Linked DNA regions of Homo sapiens: region 1 is linked to region 2. The links are chromatin loops, found by intact Hi-C in ENCODE. Cell type or tissue: Calu3. All regions are shown on one strand. Links, peaks and the distances in the headings refer to the core of each region. The heading gives the core; the rest is flanking DNA.

Region 1 (2,500 bases), core at 1-2,500, 73 kb before region 2:
TTGAAAGAACTCAAAGTTCTGTAAGTAATGCAATTTTAGAGTTTCACAGCTGGCTGTGTATTTTCTTTCTGCGTAGTCAACATGCTTGGAACTAGGTTAAGCACAGTTTCTTTTAGTTCAGGATTAAAAGATTTAAGGAGTGGCCAGTGAGTAGTATGAGAGGCCAGAGTTTGATTTAGGCAACCCTGCATCTAGATTAACAAAAGTTAAAACTCTAAATAATACGTATTCTGACCTCCAGTATATTACGGTTGAATGTTAGGCTTTTTGGGTGCCTAATGCATTGGAGCAAACCCTTACTTCAGTTTTACTGGTAGGGTTTTGTTTCTACTTATTTTATAGCTATAAGAACTTTGAATTACCTGACTCTAAAAGGGAAAAAGGCTTACAAGTGCTCCAAATGTTAAAATAATTTTAGAGCTCAAGGGAATTCAGATGCCTACAATTTGTATAGCCAGCGAATGGTGAGGAAATAAATTCTTGGCAGTGGTCAGGAGCCTGGAGTATGGCAGATTAGGAAACAGGTGAACTGACTGCCCCCACTTCTGCCACTACCATGCTGGATGACCTTCAGAAGGTCATTAGACCTCTCTGGTTCAGTGAGCTAGGTGGGACCTTTATCTCTTCTATTCTGTGGTTATGACTCACGTCAGGCAGTCATTTTATTAATGTGACAGGAATGGCTTCAGGCAAAAAAATCAAAAGAATTTCATTTTCAGTATGGATCTATGCATCTATTTGGCAGGCCCTAACTAGTAGATGATCAAAGCTCTATTTCTCTTCTGGCCCCACATGCATTGAGGACATGCCTGCTGTTCCTTAAGAGCTTGGGATCTGCCATCCGCTTGAAAAAATTGGCTTTACCTAATGTCCATGTTTCCGGGCTCTGCTTTATTCCAATTTGAAAAGGCATTAGGAATTCCAACGGATTTGCTTATTATACCTCCCAGTTAACTTGTTATAGCTCCTAATTAACATTAACTAATAGCACCCAGGGTGATGAACATTAACTAGTGTGCCTTAATTACCAGAAACAAAACCACCCTTGGAAACATGGATTACCCAGCAAGTCTGTATTAGGGCATGGCTTGGGATAGCAGTATAGATTTCCTTTCTGGCTTTACAACAAGTGCTTCTTGAAGTTTTGCAATTCTCTTGTCTTAGATGCTTTCCACCTCCACCTCCCCCCCATTTTCCCATTGGAAATATTTTTTGAAAAAAAAAAAAAAAAGGCTCTGAATTTTTCTAAGAAAAAATGGTAACTATCACTTGTTACTCACTAACCAAAAATTTTCTTTCAGAACGCTCCAGAATAATCAGTTGAAAACAGTACCCAGTGAAGCCATTCGAGGGCTGAGTGCTTTGCAGTCTTTGTAAGTAACTTCTTGGTTTCTTGACTCACCAAGAGACTACTCTGGCTGTTAAAGATGTAAATAACTAGAATTGTAAGGAAAGAGGAGATTTATCCTTTCATCTGAGATAAAAACAGAGATAGCTAGTCAATGTTATCAAAACGTCCTTTGGTGAGGGAGAAGGAGGTGGTTCTGTTTACCTCTTCTCTTGTCTTAGAGGCTGAGAGAAAGCTACTGGGTATTCACTGCTGGGTGTACTTCCATGAACTTGTGCACTGCTGGTGATCAGCATCCCTTTGGAACCAGTTATGTGTGTACAGAAGTTTTAGTGTCTTGTGCCTTGACTGTCAAGAAACAGCCACAAAGAGGTTTCTGTTTCGTGTGGTAATGATAATCAGAACAAATCGATTGTAATTCCTCAATTTTGTCAAGGGAACTTCTCGGAAAAAATGAAAAAGTATTCTTCAAAACAAGGAACTTCATTAGCTTCTACTAGAATAATGAATACAAATTTGCATTGCCTCACTTCATGTCCTAAATACCAAATGCAATGGGACTCTGGGGCATAGTTTCTCTAAGTGTGGTACTTTGACCACACTTTGCAACAGACTCACTAGGGGGAGACTGCTAAAATGCAGAACCCTAGGCTATATCCTAGAAGTAATGCTGGTTTTCTTTTTAAAGGTAGAATTCAGAAGTCTAATTTTAAATAACAAATAATCTCCCCAGAAGCACTCTGAATAAAAAATGTTAATAGTTATCACCCTTATGTGTGCTGGTATAAAATTGTGTTTTAGCGACATCACATATTTGCATACAATTTGTCTCTTAGGTTTTGTATTATACTTTGAAATAACTGCAAATAGTAGGAAATGCACGCAAGTTAGAAAATACAGCGTGAAAATGATTGAGCTGCTTGTCCCATCAGTTTGCTAACATAAAGCCATTTTTAACGGCACCAAAGAGACATCCCTGGAAATTATAAATTATAGGTTACCATTTGATTTTAGATTAGATATTCTAGTAGTTAATGAGCAATGAATGTGAAAATAAAAATATATGCTGTAAAGTTAAACTTTAAACTGTATCTAACCCATAAACAAGGAATATCCACGGTGTTGGCCATTCAATTCTTAGTTGAAATGAAA
Region 2 (9,775 bases), core at 4,104-6,603:
TGGTGTTGCTCTTCTCGAGGAGTATCTTTGTGGTGGTCTTTGTATTTCCTGAATTTGAATGTTGGCCTGCCTTGCCAGGTTAGGGAAGTTCTCCTGGATAATATCCTGAAGAGTGTTTTCCAACTTGGTTCCATTCTCCCCATCAATTTCAGGTAAACCAATCAAACGTAGATTTGGTTTTTTCACATAGTCCCATATTTCTTTTTTCTTTTTTTTTTTTTTTTTTGAGACGGAGTCTTGCTCTGTCACCCAGGCTGGAGTGCAGTGGCGCCATCTCAGCTCACTGCAAGCTCCGCCTCCCAGGTTCACACCATTCTCCTGCCTCAGCCTCCAGAGTAGCTGGGACTACAGGCGCCCGCCACCGTGCCTGGCTAATTTTTTGTATTTTTAGTAGAGACGGGGTTTCTCCGTGGTCTCGATCTCCTGATCTCGTGATCCACCCGCCTCGGCCTCCCAAAGTGCTGGGGTTACAGGCGTGAGCCACCGCTCCCGGCCTAGTCCCATATTTCATGGAGGCTTTGTTCATTTCTTTTTACCTTTTTTTCTCTAACCTTGTCTTCTCACTTTATTTCATTAATTTGATCTTCAATCACTGATATCCTTTCTTCCACTTGATTGAATCAGCTATTGAAGCTTGTGCATGCATCACAAAGTTCTCATGCCATAGTTTTCAGCTCCATCAGGTCATTTAAGGTCTTCTCTACACTGTTTATTCTAGTTAGCCATTCATCTAACCTTTTTTCACAGTTTTTACCTTCTTTGCAATGGGTTTGAACATTCTCCTTTAGCTCACAGAAGTTTGTTATTACTGTCCTTCTGAAGCCTACTTCTGTCAACTCATCAAAGTCATTCTCCATCCAGCTTTGTTCCGTTTCTGGCGAGGAGCTGCGATCCTTTAGAGGAGAAGAGGTGCTCTGGTTTTTAGAATTTTTAGCTTTTCTGCTCTGGTTTCTCCCCATCTTTGTGGTTTTATCTACCTTTTGTCTTTGATGTTGGTGACCTACAGATGGGGTTTTGGTGTAGATGTCCTTTTTGTTGATGTTGATGCTATTCCTTTCTGTTTGTTAGTTTTCCTTCTAACAGTCAGGTCTCTCAGCTGCACGTCTGTTGGAGTTTGCTGGAGGTCCACTCCAGATCCTTTTTGCCTGGGTATCACCAGCGGAGGCTGCAGAATAGCAAACATTGCCAAACAGCAAATATTGCTGCCTGATCCTTCCTCTGGAATCTTTGTCCCAGAGGGGTACCCCCCTATATGAGGTATCTGTCGGACCCTATTGAGAGGTGTCTCCCAGTTAGGCTAAACGGGGGTCAGGGACCCACTTGAGGAGGCAGTCTGTCCATTCTCAGAGCTCAAACACTGTGCTGGGAGAACCATTGCTCTTTTCAGAGCTGTCAGACAGGGACATTTAAGTCTGCAGAAGTTGTCTGCTGCCTGTTGTTCCGCTATGCCCTGCGTACAGAGGTGGAGTCTATAGAGATAGTAGGCCTTGCTGAACTGCAGTGGGCTCTGCCCAGTTCAAGCTTCCTGGCTGCTTTGTTTACCTACTCAAGCCTCAGCAATGGTAACGCCCCTCCCCCAGCCAGGCTGCCACCTTGCAGTTTGATCTCAGACTGCTGCACTAGCAGTGAGCAAGGCTCCGTGGGCATGGGACCCACCAAGCCAGGCACGGGAGAGAATCGCCTTGTCTGCCAGTCGCTAAGACCTCATGAAAAGTGCACTATTTGGGCGGGATTGTCCCGTTTTTCCAGTCTTTCACAGCTTCCCTTGGCTAGGAAAAGGAAATCCCCCGACACCTTGCACTTCCCAGGTGAGGCGATGCTCTGCCCTGCTTCATTAAAATTAATTTTAAAACAGTTAAAACCTTAGTGTGTTATATTGGATCCTCTGAGAAACAGTAAGACAGTATTAGTCATGCAAGAGATTATCTGGGTAATAGTCTGTGAGGGAAAATGGGGAGGGAGCCAGAGGAGGCCAGAAGAGCCATCAGGCCATGATATAACTCTAATCCCTGTGGAGGAGAGAGGGAAGGAAGAAAAGTTGGGTAGGAAGTCTTAGATTGCAGTGCAGTTCTAAAAACAGTTCAGCAGGGCTGATGTGGGAGTCCTCCAACCAAAACTGTCCATCAGAGGAGTCTACTTCTTGTAGTTATGAGCCTTAGAATCCCTACTGTCTTCAGTCATTGTCTGGGAGCACACAGGGGAGGGATGGCCTCAGCTGGAACACAGTGATAGATTCAGAGCTCAGCATCTAGGGACTTCGGGCAATGATGTTTCTGACAGTAGATCTCAAAGTCCCATTTTCATGGCCACCACACTTAAATACCACACCACCACACTTCCAATAGCCTATGTCTCATCTCCTATATAGTGAATATTCAAGTTTTGGTGTCACAAAATTATTGAAAAGGAATATGTAATGCTGCTTTGAGATATACTTGACAGTATTTTAAAAGCACTTTCAATTGCAACCTGGAGCTAAGGTAGAGATTGGGCCCCAGTCCTGTTCTCCCAGCCGTCAGTGGCATACTGGGTAACGGTAGAATATGAATGGTCTGCCCTGAGAGCAGGCAATAAGGGGGTAATTGATCTGTAGAGAATTTAAAAACAATAAAACCAACTAAAATGTGGTCTGCTTTTTTATGATCACCATGTGCTGGCAACTTAAGGGATGTCAGTTATTCCATCCCGCCAGGGCAGACTGCCACCCACCCACCCTCTACCACCACCACCTTTGTGTGCCACTGCCAGGCTGCGTTTTCCTTTTTTGCATTTCCAGGCATGAAAGTGGATCAAAACATTCACATTTCTTCTTCAGATTACTAAAATGAATGTGTTTCAGAGAATCTTTGGGAATGCTAGATGTCAGAGGGCTTTCATGTACAGTGCCACATGGCTTCAAAAGGGGAGGAAATTACTTTCTTAAAGAGTGGTCAGGGAAGCCCCAAGGAACCAACATTGGATGCTGGAAGATGGTAGATTTTGACTTGGCAGAGAGGAAGACAGTGAGCTTGCAGGCTGGAGGGAGAGTGTCCAAGGGCTCAAGGGGCAGGGAAGTAAAGGATGTATTTGGGAAACTATGAATAGACAAAAATAACCAGCATCTCATGGGGTATGAGTGGGAAATAAGATGGAAAAGTACATTAAAACCATGAATTTTAAGGTTTTTAAATGCCTAAGGAGTCATGTAGTTAAATATGATTGAAGATTTTTGAGTAGGGAAATGACCCAATGAAAGCTCTATTTTACGAAAATTAGTCTGGCATTGGTGTGCAGCATGGAGCTAGTTGGAGGTTAATTCAGAGGAGCCTTGGACAGTCATCTTGAATATCAGGATACAAGGGCCTGAACTAGGGTAGAGGAGGAGGGTTTGGAAACTGATCCAAGGGATAGGAAGGAAGCATCAATATCTCAAGTTCAATGCATATGACACTAAAATTATTGTCTTCTCTCCCAAAACCTGCTCTCTGTCATCTTCTCATCTCTTCAACAGATATGTATCGAATGTCCACCATGGACCAGCAGCCATGTGGGGTCCTGGTAACTTGTTTGTTGGTTCAACTCTGCCAAGTGACCCTTGTTAGAAACCCGGGGTTTCATTTATCCTTGATTCCTGTCCCACATTCTCACCTGCATCTAATCAGTAACTGATTTCTACTGATTTTATACCCTTAGTCATTCCCTCTACATTAAAATAATCTGGGCAAAATTCCAAAGGCCAGGCCACACCCAGATCAATTAAATCACAAGCTTCTTTGAAGACCTCCCAAATGACATGCAGACAAGTTTGGAAACCACTGCCTTTAATGTTTTTCAAGTCTGACTCTGCATTCCTACTACCAAGGCCCTAGTCATTTCTCACTTGGATTACTCACCCAGTTTCTGTTTGTCACGATGCTTCTAATGTTATCCCCCTCGTATTTATCATCTCTACAGTAACCTGGTGACCTCCCAGAAATGCAAATCTGACCATGTCACTTCACTGCTGTGCTTTCATCTCTTCCAGGGCTCCCACATATACAGCATTGCTTCTCAAGCCTTTCTCTTTTCCTGCCTCCATAGCATTCACCAGCATAATACATGTCCTTATGTCCTTCAGTATTGTACATGATGATTTTCAACCTATTTGGGGATGTTGCCCCTGGGGGGACAGTGTAAGAATAATGGAGAAGGACTTAATCTGTGCAACTTTAAAAATACTTTCCACCACCTCTTTTTCTCTCTGTCCCCTTCTCCCCATTCTGATATGTTCTTGCCCACTAAGGGCCCAACCTTTAAAATGGAGTACAGCACTGCACCACCTTTTGATCTAGCCCTGTCTCCCTAATCTCATCTTTTATTATACTAATTTTTACCTTGTTATTTTACTTCATGTACTCCAAACTTCTGAACATTTCTAGTATAAACCATATTGTTCCCGCCCTTTAGGCCTTTGCTTATATCTTCTCTTTATGGAATGTCTTACCTTTTACTTTCCCCTTCAATGCTGTCACTTAAAGCAACCTGAAATTTTGAAAGTAACCAATAAGTCTCAATTCAGGGGTTACCTCTAATAAAGCCTTGGACTCCATACTCCAGCTGGGTTGAGGACCCTTTTTTATCAAGGTCTCTTTGTATTTTTCTCATTAATCTTGCTATGTTGTTCTATAATTAGCTGTTGTAATGGGTCTAGATTTGTTTTTCTCTAAGTTCTCCAGATTTAAAAATTTTATAATACTTTGGTTTTATTTACTCTGAGGTTTTGAAGCTAAGTAATTCAGAGAAGGGCATTGTGATTAACAGAAGCTAGAATCATAAAACATCAATATTGGAAAGGACTTTTAAAAGGAATTTTGTTCAATCACCAAAGTTGATTTTTTTATAATTAATGAATTTTAAGATAGTGCTGTCTATCCAAATGGAAATATCCCAGCATATTTTAGAATATGAAATTATAGTACATGCTGGAGAAATTAATAGAAAAAGTATGTGAAGCTTCTAAAGGAGAGAGTATAGGAAGAAAAGAACAAAACACAGAAGACTGATCATTAAACAACACCTGCCTTCAGGAAACATGAAGAAATTAAGAGATGCCAGTTAAGAAGACAGAAGATTTGCAAAAGGGAATCAGTGTAGTGTCACAAAAATCAGAGAAAGGGGTGTTTTATAAAGCAGGGATTGCCTGTGAGGCCAGTACTCCAGGGGAGGCTCAGACAGCACGTGTTCTTGCAAAGTGACTCTCTGCTGTGACTCATCCTCTGGGAGGGATCATCCACTGGGGGATAATCTGAACCTCTAAGGAATCAGACTTGTAAATTTATGGAGACCCCAAGGCCTCGGCCATAACCTAAACTGAAGTAGTTCCTGAAATTTTTTGGGACTCAGGACCTTTTGATAATCTGATGAACCCTAATGACGCTGTTCTCAGAAAAATGCACATCAGCACACATACGCATACAATTTTACATGCGATTTCTCGTGGCTCACTCTACCACCACCCCAAATATCCTCGAACCTCTCCATGTTTTCCCACATTAGTACTTACAGTTCCACTGTCAGATACCAAAACTTGCTGGGGTCACAAGGACAGGTGATGGTCTAAATCCATGGAGGCCTTAGAAGAAATCCTCCGTCTTGCTTTATCCTAGGGAGCAATAGGCTGAGTAGAGGTATTTCTTGGTGCTTCCAAGACTGCCCAGCTTGCCAATTGAACATTTTCTGGATTCGTGGCTACTGACTAACCAAGTCACTAACTTAAGGACTGCTGGCCACTGTACTTCTCCAAGCCTGGTTTCTGAAAAGGCCTCCTTCAGAATTTTAACCAGCAACACGACTTACCTCCTTTCCACCTGTCTGGCTTTTGACTTTCACTTCTGTTAAGTGGCTCACCCTCATTTCTTCCTTTTTCAAAGTAAAGAATTTAGGAAAGCAATGAAAACATTTTTAGCTTGCACAAATAGAAAAACTGATTGCTTAAATTTTTATGGGAAAAAAGTACAATTAGTTAACTTTTGTCCATCTCAGCCTTAGAAAAGAGCAAAGATGTGGAAAATTCAAACACTGGACAATAAAATGCTATATTTGATTGTGATTCATATTATGAATCTATTATGAAGCTTTTTTTAACCTATTTTTCTGATTTTAATTTCTTTGGTTGAGCATGGAAATGATTCTGCAATGGCTGTATGGACAAGGACATGTTGGGAACTATACTAAGATCAAAATGTGTTCAGTTGATTCATACATGTCATTAGTAATTGAGACTTGAAATGTCTTCAAGAGAGAATTTTAGAGTTCTGTAAATAATGGAAGTTTCTTAATGTGGAATATGAACTTTGAGTGAAAAAAAGTAAAAGCAAATGTGAAAGAATATTAGTCTAAAAATAATTACGGTGGTCAATTATATATTTGAGTTTTGTTTTTAATTTTTAAATTTTTTTTAGAGACAGAATCTTGCTCTGTTGCTCAGGCTGGCACAATAATAGCTCACTATAACCTCAAACTCGTGGGCTCAAGCTATCCTCCCACCTCAGTCTCCTGAGTAGCTGGGACTACAGGCATGTAGCCATGCCCGGCTAATTTTTGTATTTTTTAAAATAGAAACAGGCTCTCACCGTGTTGTCCAGGCTGTTCTCAAACTTCTGGCCTCAACCAGTTCTCCTGCCTCAGCCTCCCAAAGTGCTGGGATTAATGGCATGAGCTACCATGTCTGGCTGTATATTTGAGTTTTAAAGGAATATGGGTCTAGATAAAAATGCTGCCCCACTGCACAAGGAGATTTTTTTAAGGTGAGAAGCTGGTCTAATAGCGCTGCGGTATGGGATTGCTTTACTCTGCATTTTCCAAAACCCATAGAATTGTATAACACAAAAGTGACTTTTGCTGTATGCAAATAAAAAAAAAACACCCAAGATGTTAGGAGAATCCAGGATGGAATGCAGACTGTAACAAATGAATCTAACTCTATTACAAATATAGCTCCTCTGAAGGGGCTGGGGAAAGAAGGAGTTGACCTAAATAACTATGGAAAACCATATTTTGTCTAGATACTATTGTAAGGATCTAAAAGAAAAGACTAAGGAACTGTAACAGATTAAAGGAGACTTCAACAGTCAACTAAATGCAATGCAGTGTCCTGGATTGGAGCCTGGAATAGCATAAGGCCATTAGTGGAAACAGTGGAGAAATCCAAATAAGGTTGTAGTTAATGGTATTGTGCCAATGAAAATTTATTAGTTTTGATAAATGTATCATAGTTATATAAATGTTTATAAATGGTTATATGTTAATGAACCATAGTTATAGCTAAGAGTAAGACGAAAGAAGAGGACATCTCAATACTATGCTTTCAACTCTTGTAAATCCAAAATTATTTTAATATGAAAGTTAAAAAAAAAGCTGCCCTGCAAATTTATACAAATTCAAAGGGTGTTTATTATTTACTTATTCTTTAAAATGTTAGCTATCTTGTTATTCTTCTATTTTAACATGATAACTTGTCATTTGGTAGGACAGCATTTAAACATACTTATAAATACCTGGAATTTATTTAAAGTAAGAGCTTCACTCCACTTATTTACAGGTCTTAAACAGAACTAAAGTCAAACTGAATAATAATCATGGCTAAGGTCAGATAGGTTATGAATGTGCAAGAATGGCTACATTTCATTCAACATAATGCTTTTGCTGAGCAGAGAACTAGTGTTTAAAATATTTCCAACAGAACATTATCCACAGAGAAAAATTCATTATTTCAGATTAAATACATGAAAGGGAACTGTAATTTCATGGTGTTGTTTGGGGGAGAAAGTAGCTTCTTTTTTATATCATGGCGTCATCTATCTAAAATAAGTGCATGTTTGTGTATAGCTATACATATTAAAGTAAAACACATTATCTTAATCCACCTCTAAGAATTTGAAATCACAAAAAATACAATAAGCTTATAGACAATTAAAAATATTCTGATTTAAATTGGGATTGACTATAACAAGTTTGCAAGTTGGTAGCTCATGGGATGCCCTTAGCCCTGTATTTTCATTGACTGGCATAATTTTAAATTTTTTGAATTAATTGGCAATATTTAAAATAGGGAGTTTTTACATTAAAATCTGAGTTTCCATTCTCTCTTAAACAATCAGATCTGACAACACCAAGCCCACGTTCTGATATGGCAGAACTTGGTAAGGCTGGGTAGTAGATGCCTCTATTGGAAGGTATGCCCTTTCTAGTTTACCATAGTTCTTTTGTTGTTTTTGTAGATAGATTTCTTTTAAATTGAGGTGAAATTCACATAACAGAAAATTGACCTTCTCAAATTGAACAATTCAGTGGCATTTAGTACATTCACAAAGCTGTGCAACCACCACCACTATCGAGTTCCAAACTTTTCATCACTCCAAAATAAAACTGCATTCCAATCAAAGAGTTACTTCTCGTTCTTCATTTCTTCTAGCTCTCCTGACAACCACCAATCTGCTTTCTGCTTCTATGGGTTTATCTATTCTAGATGTTTCATATAAACACAATCATACAGTATGTCACCTTTTGTCTATGTCTCTCTCACTTAGCATAATGTTTCCCAGGTTCATCCACGTTGTAGCATGTGTCAGTACTTCATTCCCTTTTATGGCCAAATAACACTTTCATTATATGGATATACCACGTTTTGTTTATTCATTTACAGGTTGATGGACATTTGGCTATTACTACCTTTTAACTATTATGAATAGTGCTGCTATGAATGCTTGTGTACAAGATTTTGTTGGAATGAATATCACATTTTTGGTATTTTTGATTCATGTTGGGGTATTTCAGCCACAGTTCTTTTTTTTTTTTTTTTTTTTTGAGACCGAGTCTTGCTCTGTCACCCAGGCCGGAGTGCAATGGCACGATCTCAGCTCACTGCAACCTCTACCCCCGGATTCAAGCGATTCTCCTGCCTCAGACTCCTGAGTAGCTGGGATTACAGGTGTGTGCCACCACGCCCAGCTAATTTTTTTTTTTTTTTGTATTTATTTAGAGACGGGTTTTCACCATGTTGACCAGGCTGGTCTTGAACTCCTGACCTCAGGTGATCCGCCTGCCTCGGGCTCCCAAAGTGCCTATTTCCCCACACCCTGGCCTGATCTACCCACCTGCTATATTATTCTGCCCCCATAAGCTTTGCATTTACATTTTCTGGCCTTTGTAAAGGGCATGAGCATATTCATTTCTCCACAATTTCTGCACTTTTTTTCAGTACAAAACTTGAACTAATTAATAAAAATATTTCTTTTTTTTTTTCTTAAAAATATACCTATACACTAAATTTCTTTGTTTTTTCTCCCACAGTTGTGGTTACTCTCTGGTAAATATTGACGATGGATGAGGGTTGTTTTTATTTTCTTCTATTTTTAACATTAAAAAATTGGACAGTTTGAGAAGATCTAAATTGGAGATACAGCTTTGCCCCATTTATACTAAGCAGTGACTTTATGTATGCATCTGGGTTTAATTATAGTTGGCATCTCTGAACTCTGAGGCAAAATATGCATTGCTGAGATGTCATGTGTTTTTGGCAATCCAAGAATATAATCACTCCAATGTATAATCACCCCTCTGGCTTTTTAAAACTCAGCCTCAAGGTCTGTCTAACCTCCTTCCTTCTGCCTATGCACTCCTGCAAAGGCCTGTTTTTCACTTCAATCCCTATCAGTGCCTCCTCTGATTTCTCTTTATTTGCCGTTTTGTCATTTACTCTAACATGACTTAACTTCTCTGTGGTTATATTTTGCCTCTCTAACTAGATTATAAATCC

What was found. Hi-C counts contacts between places; a loop is a spot of excess contacts. Peaks named below come from ENCODE experiments on the same cell type or tissue, not always from the same donor. Only the 100,000 strongest peaks of a DNase experiment are listed, where the experiment ranks them.
Region 1: a loop joins it to region 2, with 4 times the contacts of the local background. A loop is called at or near these places in 2 of 110 quality-filtered maps.

What each region holds. Positions count from the first base shown.
Region 1 is chr11:27,389,967-27,392,466 of GRCh38, reverse strand. It overlaps LGR4 (leucine rich repeat containing G protein-coupled receptor 4), which reads left to right. Exons shown (of 18, transcript NM_018490.5): 3 at 1-20; 4 at 1,302-1,373. Among named protein-coding and RNA genes, the nearest start is that of CCDC34, 28 kb to the right of the region's middle. In Calu3, for the core only: no CTCF peak of the experiment used is centred there; no DNase peak of the experiment used is centred there.
Region 2 is chr11:27,313,360-27,323,134 of GRCh38, reverse strand. No RefSeq gene overlaps it. Among named protein-coding and RNA genes, the nearest start is that of CCDC34, 45 kb to the left of the region's middle. RefSeq lists an enhancer at 3,213-4,412. In Calu3, for the core only: no CTCF peak of the experiment used is centred there; a DNase peak (open chromatin) is centred at 5,214.